Regions from separate parts of the Homo sapiens genome. Here region 2 is linked to region 1. Evidence: read pairs that join two places in POLR2A ChIA-PET (ENCODE). Cell type or tissue: HepG2. All regions are shown on one strand. Links, peaks and the distances in the headings refer to the core of each region. The heading gives the core; the rest is flanking DNA.

Region 1 (4,388 bases), core at 292-4,291:
CCAGCCTCATGACAGAGCGAGACTCCATCTCAATAATAATAATAATAATGATAATAATCATAATCATAATTATAATAACTGGGTGACCTTGGACCAGTAACTTGACTTTCTAGACCTCAGTTTTCTCATCTGGAATTGGGGATAATTACAGCATCTCTTCATAGACCTCCTGTGAGGGTTAAATTCATGTAAAGCCCACAGAATAGTGTCTGTCCCAGAGTAACTTAGGAAAAGTTGGCGATGATTCAGGCTGGAGTTGAGTTGAGGGAACTCTAACAGGGGAGGCAGAAAATGGTGATTGACTTCTGTGATGCCTCTGTCTCCTAGGTCTTTGGCTGGTTTTTGAAGCTGAACCCACCTGGTTTTCTCCTTCATCTGATGCAGCAAGAGAAATTTGGCCAGGAGGGGGCCGTTGGTGCAGACCAAGCATCCAGTGGGAACACACAGGGGTCAGCTACCTTGGATTCCTCCTCCCCACTTGGGGGTTCAGCTTCCCTATTTCCCCCAGGGACAAAGACCCAGCCAGGTCACTCTCAGGGATTCAGGGAAAATAAGCATTGTGTCTGGGGCATAAAGAAAGGCCAAGTTCTGGGCATGTGGCTGCAGGCATGTCTTACGGGACAGAGACAGCCCCCCCAGCCGAGGACTGGCCTCCCAATAACTCTGTTCTGCCTGGAGTGTCCTTGTGCTGGACTTCCTCCAGCAACCTCACCCTTACAGAAAAATAGGGATGCTTTTCTTGAACTTCCTCTTTCTATTCCTCCTTCTAAGTCAGGGACAGATGGGGTGGCAGGGGTGGGAAGTATACTGATCTGTTTCTTGTCACTGTTGCCCCTATGTCCTGATATAAAAACCTGGGAGTCTTGTCTTTTTGGTGAAAACTCAGTTTATTGCTACATTTTATTATTATATCACTCATTAAAATTAGCCGAAATAGGACTTTCCAGGACCTACTTAGTGGCCACATAGTCGCCTCTGGGAGGAACAAAGGGAGTGGCTGCTGGGTCCACAGAGGATGAAGAGACATGCAGGGCAGGGGTCTTTCAGAGCCACATCGCAAAGTGCTTTCTTCTCTTGAGACTGGACCAGGTGAGCCTGTAAGAGCCAAGGTGACTACAGAATAAAGTGAAATGTCAGCCCTGGGGGGAGGGGGGCCCAGAGGTCAGCTGCAGAGAAGGGGAAGAGGATCCTGCCTGGCCCCACCGAGAGGCCAGCCCCACATAAGTGCTTGAAGTTTGAACTCAGACAGAGTCGGGGTTGATGACCAAGACCCTTCTTTCATTCATCCACCCATGCATTTATCTATGTATCCACTTATTTATCTATGCAGCCAACTTTATTGAGTTTTGCTCCAGGCCAGGACTGTCTGGTGCTGAGCTGAACAGATCTGTAGGAAAGGAGTTTGGGACAGACCCATAGGATGTGGGTTTGGCAATTCTTTCTTTTCTTTTCTTTTCTTTTCTTTCCTTTCTTCCTTCCTTCTTTTCTTTCTTTCTTCTTTCTTTCTTTTTCTCTTTCTCTCTCCTTCCTTCCCTCCCTCTCCTTCCTTCCTTCCTTCCCTCCCTCTCTTTCTTTCCTTCCTTCCCTCCCTCCCCTTCCTTCTTTCCTTCTTTCCCTCCCTCCCTCCCCTCCCTCCCTCCCTTTCTTCCTTCCTTCCTTCCTTCCTTTTTCTTTCTTCAATTTGCCACATTGCCCAGGCTGGTCTCGAACTCCTGAGCTCAAGCAGGCCAACTGCCTCGGCCTCTCAAAGTGCTAGGATTATAGGCATGAGCCACCATGCCTGGCCAATTCTTTTATTTCTGAATCAAAGCCAGAATCAACCACTTCTCAACCTTTCTGGGATTCCTGGTGACTTTGTAGTTTGCCCTGTGTTTGTTATTTTTGCTAACCCCTGTTTGCCTATAGTTCCTGATGATCAGAAAAATAAGCAAACCGAGCCTACAGCAGGAGAAGGGAGATGTATGCTTGTTTCAGAGCCCAAGAGCGGAAGAGACCTGGAGAGGCTGCAGAGAGAGGAGTCCAGGGAGGGGGAGCCAGAAGTCAGAGCTCTCCTACCTGTCCTCATCCCTCCCCCATGACCATCATCCTCTCCCTAATGTCCCCAACCCCCTCCCACATCCCCTGTTCCTTTCTCCACCCCCTACTCCCTCTACATGTCCCCTAGCCTCACACAGGGGTTCTCATATCCCCTCCCCCTTGGGAATCTGGCCTTGGGCCTCCGGTGCTGGAGAACTTGGGCTGGGCCTGAGCACCCCCTCCCTAATGAGCATTCGTTCTGGGATGAGCTCTGGCCTCCCAGGGTCAAAGGTGGCAGCTTTATTTACTCACAGCCATGCTCTCACTGCCCGGCTCCTTTCATCATTTTTTTTTATGATGGAAACAGCCCAGTGGCCACAGGCGCCCTGGGGGACCACCCCACGACCTCCCCTCTCCCCGAGCCCCCAGACACAGACACTTGTATTCCTCCAATAAGGGCTCAGGTTTCTCAACAAAGTACAGCTTTGCTCTCAGGACAGTTTTCAGCTGTCGATTTTATCACATTCACATTCTGTTCAGAGCCTGAGCCAGAGAAGCTGGGAGCTGGCCAGCATGTGAGAGTGAGCACGTGTGTGTGAGAAGCAGGGCGACGTGGGGGCTGAGGGTGCAGGGTGAGAGTGGGCATCTGTGGGTGAAATCCCAGGTCCGTATGGTGTGTCTGCTTTAAGAATGTTTTCATGTGTGTGAGAACCTGTGTGTGTATAAGCATGAGTATCTGGGGACAAGTATTACATATATCCATTTACCCCCAAAATAGCATAGGAATACTGTTGCCTGCACTTTCCCCTACATGTGCCCATATGGCTCATCTCGCCAACTTGCCCCGTGCTCTTCCTCCTCTCTGCTCCTCACCCCTCCAGGTGAGGTGCTTCTGTGCAGGAGGCACGTGGATCTGGGTGGCCAGCCTCAATGTGAGACGCCTGTCCAAATCAAGGCTCTCCTCACTGCCGCAGCCCTCCTGCCCACCTCCACCTCAGCTTTCTTGGCCTCCTCACTGGAACTCATTGACCCCCTTCTAAAGCAGTGTCCTGGCCGGGCGCGGTGGCTCACGCATGTAATCCCAGCACTTTGGGAGGCCGAGGCGGGCGGATCACGAGGTCAGGAAATCGAGACCATCATGGCTAACATGGTGAAACCCTGTCTCTACTAAAAATACAAAAAAATTAGCCAGGTGTGGTGGTGGGCGCCTGTAGTCCCAGCTACTCGGGAGGCTGAGGAGGGAGAATGGCGTGAACCCGGGAGGCGGAGCTTGCAGTGAGCCGAGATCGCACCACTGCACTCCAGCCTGGGCGACAGAACGAGACTCTGTCTCAAAATAAGTAAATAAATAAAATAAAAAAAAATAATAAAGCAGTGTCCCTGGGGGAAAAACCCTGATCAGGGAGGAGTTAGCCCTCCAGGAGCCCCCAAGTTGGAGTCCTGGAAGGGGTCAGACCTCAGGTGTGCACACAAATGTGGCAGTATTGGAAGGCCAGCCACTCCACAGAGGGACAAAAGACTTATGGACGGAGGTCGTGGCTGCGGGGTATTAGGCAAGAGTGGCTTCTGGCTGATGTTTGCTCTAAAATTTAAAAAAAAAAAAAAAAGGAGTGGCTTCTTAGGAGAGAAAAGCCTGAAGAGGGCCTCTCTTTGGGGACCCTCCAAAGGTGGCCCTTAGTCACACTATTTAAACTCCCAGGATCTGATTTCTGAACCTGGAAAGCGAGAGAGAGCACTCTGGGCTCCAGCACCATCCCCGTGTGGTGTCTGTGCCTGCAAGTATCTATGTGTTCATGATTGTGTACTCGTGCCTGCGGGTGATGTGTTTGACAGTGTGTGCTTGTGTGATGAATACACACAAGCCGACAGGTGATGATTTCCCAGTGCGTGTGCTCATGCCCCATGGAGGGGGTATAGCGGTTAGGTCCCATTTTAAATTACGTTATCCCATGTGTCTCACAAGCCCTTGCCTGACCCTATGTCCCAGTTTTGCATTCAGAATCTCTGACTTCTGCAGGTCTCTGGGACATAGGGCCTACACTGGGAACGGGGCTGTGCAGCCCAGGGGTGGAGGTCAGCCTGTCTTAGCTCCCCCATCTCCCTCCAGGCTGGGCTCTGGCTCTGAGCACATTTGCACCCCTCCTCAGGCTGCCACCTGTCTGGGCGCCTGAGGAACCCGGCTCCATTCCAGGCCCAGGTCCCTCCTCCAAGTCAGGGTCCCTCCCACCTTCTCTCAAACCTGCTCAACCTGCCTGGCAGCCCAGCATCTCCCAGAGGTGCCTCCAGAGGTGGGATGCACTGGAACAGCCCTCCCAGCAGCATCAGAAGCAGCAAGAGCTGGGAGTGGGGTGGGTGGGAGGGCAGGCTGACCC
Region 2 (4,388 bases), core at 99-4,098, 70 kb after region 1:
TTCAAGGCATGCTACCCCCAAGATTCTGATATGACTCCCTGGGAGGACATCCTTCCCCATCCTCCAGGCTGAAAATCACTAAAGCTGTGAGCCATCATTTGTTTTGAAGGTGTCACATTTTTACGTTTGTTGAGGTATAAAACAGATTGAGAACCACTGTGTTTGTGACCTTACCTGAGATCAATATATGGGTGGGAATTAGGGCACATTTGGATTCCTCATTTATTTATTGAGCAAATAAGTATTGAGTACCTACTGTGGATCAGGCACTATTGTAGATGCTGTGGGCATTTAAAAGTAAATATATGAATTGGTGTTTAATGGGTATATAGTTTCAGAATTGCAAGAGAAAGTTCTGGAGCCTGTTTCACAACAATGTGAAAATATATATATGTGTGTGTGTATATATATATATATATATATATATATATATATATATATATATATGTAAATTTTTTTTTGAGACAGTGTCTCCCTATATTGCCCAGGCTGGTCTCAAACTCCTGGGCTTAAGGGCTCCTCCTGCCTTGGCCTCCCAAAATGCTAGGATGACAGGTGTGAGCCACCATGCCCAGCCAACAATGTGAATATAGTTAACATTATTGTACACTTAAAAATGGCTAAGATGGTACATTTCATGTTATGTGTTTTTTACTACAATTTTAAAGTGAAGATATGGTGCCTGCCCTCAGTGGGGCTTTCATTTAAACTGGAAAGAAACATCTGTATAGGGCCAGTAGTACATGTTGTAGTAAATACCAATCAGGGTGATTCCCAGTTCACAGCAATTGCCCTTCTTTGGTTACAGCCTCAACGTCAGAGGTAAACCTGAATGTCCAATGTCCTTGCCTGTTGACCCTGACCCCTGGCCACCTCCTAGGGGTACACAACTGATCTAAGCTGCTCCAGTTTTTGAAACTTGGAGTAAGCAGGGATAATTCTGTTATACAATGTTCTTAAGGGTTTTGTTTCGCAGAGATTTCTGTACCTCACTTCCCAGATGGGGTTATGTTACATAGATTTTCCAGTAAAAGTGTTAGGTTGGTGCAAAAGTGATTGCAGTTTTTGGCAATACAAGGCCTCTTTTCAAGGGGATTGCCATGCCCATAAACTCCAGCTGCTGACACCCCCAAAGTTGGCTTTGTCCTTTCCAGTCCTATTGTTCACCTCCATCTCTGGGTATGAAAACTATAGCAGAATCCTTCCAATATCTCCCCCTATTTACTGAAGCTAGCCACAATTATTTTCTGTTGGTTTCAACAAAATAATCTCAAAACCCAAACCAAAGTGTTCCTTTTGGGAAATAAAAATTGTCAATTGATGAGGACTTGCTGGTGATAGAGGAGGAGAGGTCGGAAGGAAAATAACATAGCTGGTTAATTTATAGGTTAACATAGCAAACTCTTGCCCCATAAGCAAGCACTTCAGCCTGAAGGAGCTTCTCGTTTCTTTATTAAAGGCATGGGGTTATTTTCCTACTGGATGTGTTGGATGTGGGATTGTGTGTGTAGTCCAAGCTATGCAAGGTTCCTCCTGCCTTCTCCAGGTCGTTATTTAGTTGCAAACATTGCTGGTCTGAGAAGACAGGAAGGAGGAAGCTATGGGAGGCTGTGGCCTGGAGCGGAGGCTGCCTTTGTCTGGCAGCCTGAGCTGACACTGGAGCCTAGGAGAGACCCAATGAGGGAAAAGATGTGTATAATAAAAGAAGAGAGAAGGGAGCATCTTAGGAAACTCCCCTTTTGGGGATAATACAGCTGAATCAAGATTCCTCCACAATTCCTAGCAAAAGGTTGTCCTTCATGCCTTTCGGGCACGCGCGGTGTCCCTGCAGGTGAGAGGGTAGCTTCTCTGTTCACCCAACCGCCCATTTCTACCCAGCGCCGGCCACAGAGCCACAATTAAGAGTTCAGCAAACGTTTCCTGGACTGTTAGGCGCAAGGGTGGAGAGAGGGAAAGGAGGAGGACGGCGCCGAAGAAAGAGCCAACAGCCTCAGAGGCAGCTGAAAAAAAAACCTGGGCTTGGGATCCAGGAGGAGAGTCCTCGCGTGATTCCTCGAAAACCTCGCGGATTTTTGGGCAGGAAGTCAAAGGGCTGGCGCTAGGGAATTCGTGGGTTTCGATATTGGAAAGGAGGGAGGGGGACTTGGTGGATTTAACGGCGCAGGATCGAGGTCAGCGGGAAGGCGGATCTGAGACGTAGCTTCCAGGCTCCGACCCGGAAGGTGAGCGAGAATCGGGGCCTGAGGTACTAAAGCCGTTGCTCGGGAAACGGGAAGGAGGCGGAGCCGAGCCTAGCTTTGACTGACAGGGACCACAGCAGGGGCGGGACTCTGCTTCTGACTGTTCCCAGAAGGTGGTGGCTTACTTTTGACCGCGAGGGCCCGGGGGCGGGGCTTGAAATGGACAGGCTTCACTGGGAGGAAATGGGGCTTGGCTCTGACCTGTAGGGCATCAGACCCAGCAGGACTAGGCCAGAGTCTGGCATAGCCCCACAGTGCCAGAGTTGAAGCTGGTCCTGATTACCTGTCCTTAGGAAGCAGGTGTCATTGGTTCCGGTGATCCTGGAAAGGAGCAGAATATCCCTACTTGACCACCTCCCTATGGCCAGGCTAAACTTAAAACATGGGCAGGGAGAGAGGGAAGGTTGTGGTCTTTCGGGTCTTCATAATAGGCAGGATGGGGGCTCTGGAGCAAATGAGGCCAGGCAAGGGGAAGAAGATGGGAGGGAAGGTCAAAGACACCAATTCAGGCTTCCAGAGAAAGTTCCTAAAGTCTGAGGTCTGGGAGGAAGACAGGAGGCCCACCCAAGAATGGGGCAGAGCACTTTCTAGTGAAAAACGTGCTGCGTCAGCCCAAATGCTGACTTCTGAGGAAATTTCCAAGTATAAGGAGGCAGTTTGGAAGGTATGATTGGCTAAGGTTTGTCCCTAGAGAGCCTGTGATGTGCCCTATAGCTAACTCTTTTGACGTGTTTGAGAAACTGGTGTGGAATTAGGAAGGAAAGATGACAGAGAAGCCCACTAGTGCCCTGGCCAATCTTTTCTCTGACATGGTTTAGTGATACCTGTGGAGCACAGATAATTCTGTTATAAAATGTTCTTAAGGGTTTTGTTTTGCAGAGATTTCTGTACCTCACTCCCCACATGGGGTTATGTTACATAGATTTTCCAGTAAAAGTATTAGGTTGGTGCAAAAGTGATTGCAGTTTTTGGCAATACAAGGCCTCTTTTCAAGGGGATTGCCAAAGGCCAAAAGTGTAACTGCAGAAAGAGCTTTAAGAGTTGACTAAGGATTCCAGTGGGCTTGGTGATTGACAGGACAGGATGAAATTAAAACTGGTTATCTAGGCCGGGCACGGTGGCTCACGCCTGTAATCCCAGCACTTTGGGAGGCCAAGGCAGGTGGATGGCTTGAGCCCAGGAATTGGAGACCAGCCTGGGCAACTTGGCAAAAACCATCTCTATAAAAAAATACAGAAGATTAGCTGGGTGTGGTGGCACGTGCCTGTAGTCTCAGCTACTTGGTAGGCTGAGGCAGGCGGATCAATTGAACTGGTGAGGTTGAGGCTGCAGTGAGCTGTGATCCATGATGGTGCCACTGCACTCCAGCCTGGGTGATAGAGTGAAACCCTGTCGCAAAAAAAAAAAAAAAAAAAAAAAACAGAAAGAAAGAAAAGAAAAGGAAAAAAAAAAAGGTGAAAGCATCTACATTCGCCCTCTGTCTTAGTACATACTTGGGGGTGCCAGAGGGAGGACTGATTTTCTAATCTCAGAGCTCCCTCTGCTGGGGCATGAGGCTCCCTACACAGGGGGAGGAATGAGACAAGACCTGGACTTGGGGAGAGTCCAGGGAGAGACGGAAGGCTGCAAGCAGGGGACTCTTTCTGGGCCCTCAGGACGTGGAATCAAGTGAAGACCAAGAAGTAGACAAGTTTGCAGTTTATTGAGTAATGGCTGGCTTCACAGATGTTATCACTGGGGGCGGTTGATAGGGGGAACAGGAAAATGCTCTCAGAGGTTCCCACTGAAGCCCTTTCATCTGCCCTGCCCCACCCACCACTGAAGCCAGAGGTCATGGGAGTTGGGATCTAACTACACTCTGTGAACTTACCACCACCCATTCCATCCCCAAGCCCATATTTTATTTGGACTAGCCACTGATGCCCGGGCCCTTCCTCTTCCAGGGGGTGGGAGGGTGGAGGTGGGGACAGGACCAACCCTCAAGAAAGAAAAGAGGTTAAGGTGGGGGTTTTGCTGAATGTCTAAGAAATGTCAGTGGAACAGGCTGGGCACAGTGGCTCATGCTTGTAATCCCAGTGCTTTGGGAGGCCAAGGCAGGTGGATCACCTGAGGTCAGGAGTTCGAGACTAGCCTGGCCAACATGGTGAA

What was found. ChIA-PET counts read pairs that join two places held together with the same protein. Peaks named below come from ENCODE experiments on the same cell type or tissue, not always from the same donor. Only the 100,000 strongest peaks of a DNase experiment are listed, where the experiment ranks them.
Region 2: POLR2A ChIA-PET joins it to region 1 with 10 read pairs; 6 of 35 experiments call an interaction of 5 or more read pairs at or near these places.

Annotation. Positions count from the first base shown.
Region 1 is chr10:101,111,180-101,115,567 of GRCh38, reverse strand. The region is part of intron 2 of TLX1NB (TLX1 neighbor); the gene reads left to right. Among named protein-coding and RNA genes, the nearest start is that of TLX1NB, 18 kb to the left of the region's middle. In HepG2, for the core only: no CTCF peak of the experiment used is centred there; a DNase peak (open chromatin) is centred at 2,307; H3K27me3 peaks cover 462 bases.
Region 2 is chr10:101,040,777-101,045,164 of GRCh38, reverse strand. SFXN3 (sideroflexin 3) reads right to left here. Exons shown (of 12, transcript NM_030971.6): 12 at 3,924-4,388. Among named protein-coding and RNA genes, the nearest start is that of SFXN3, 12 kb to the right of the region's middle. In HepG2, for the core only: a CTCF peak has its summit at 3,775 (motif pointing left); DNase peaks (open chromatin) are centred at 824, 2,134 and 3,784; H3K4me3 peaks cover 1,922 bases.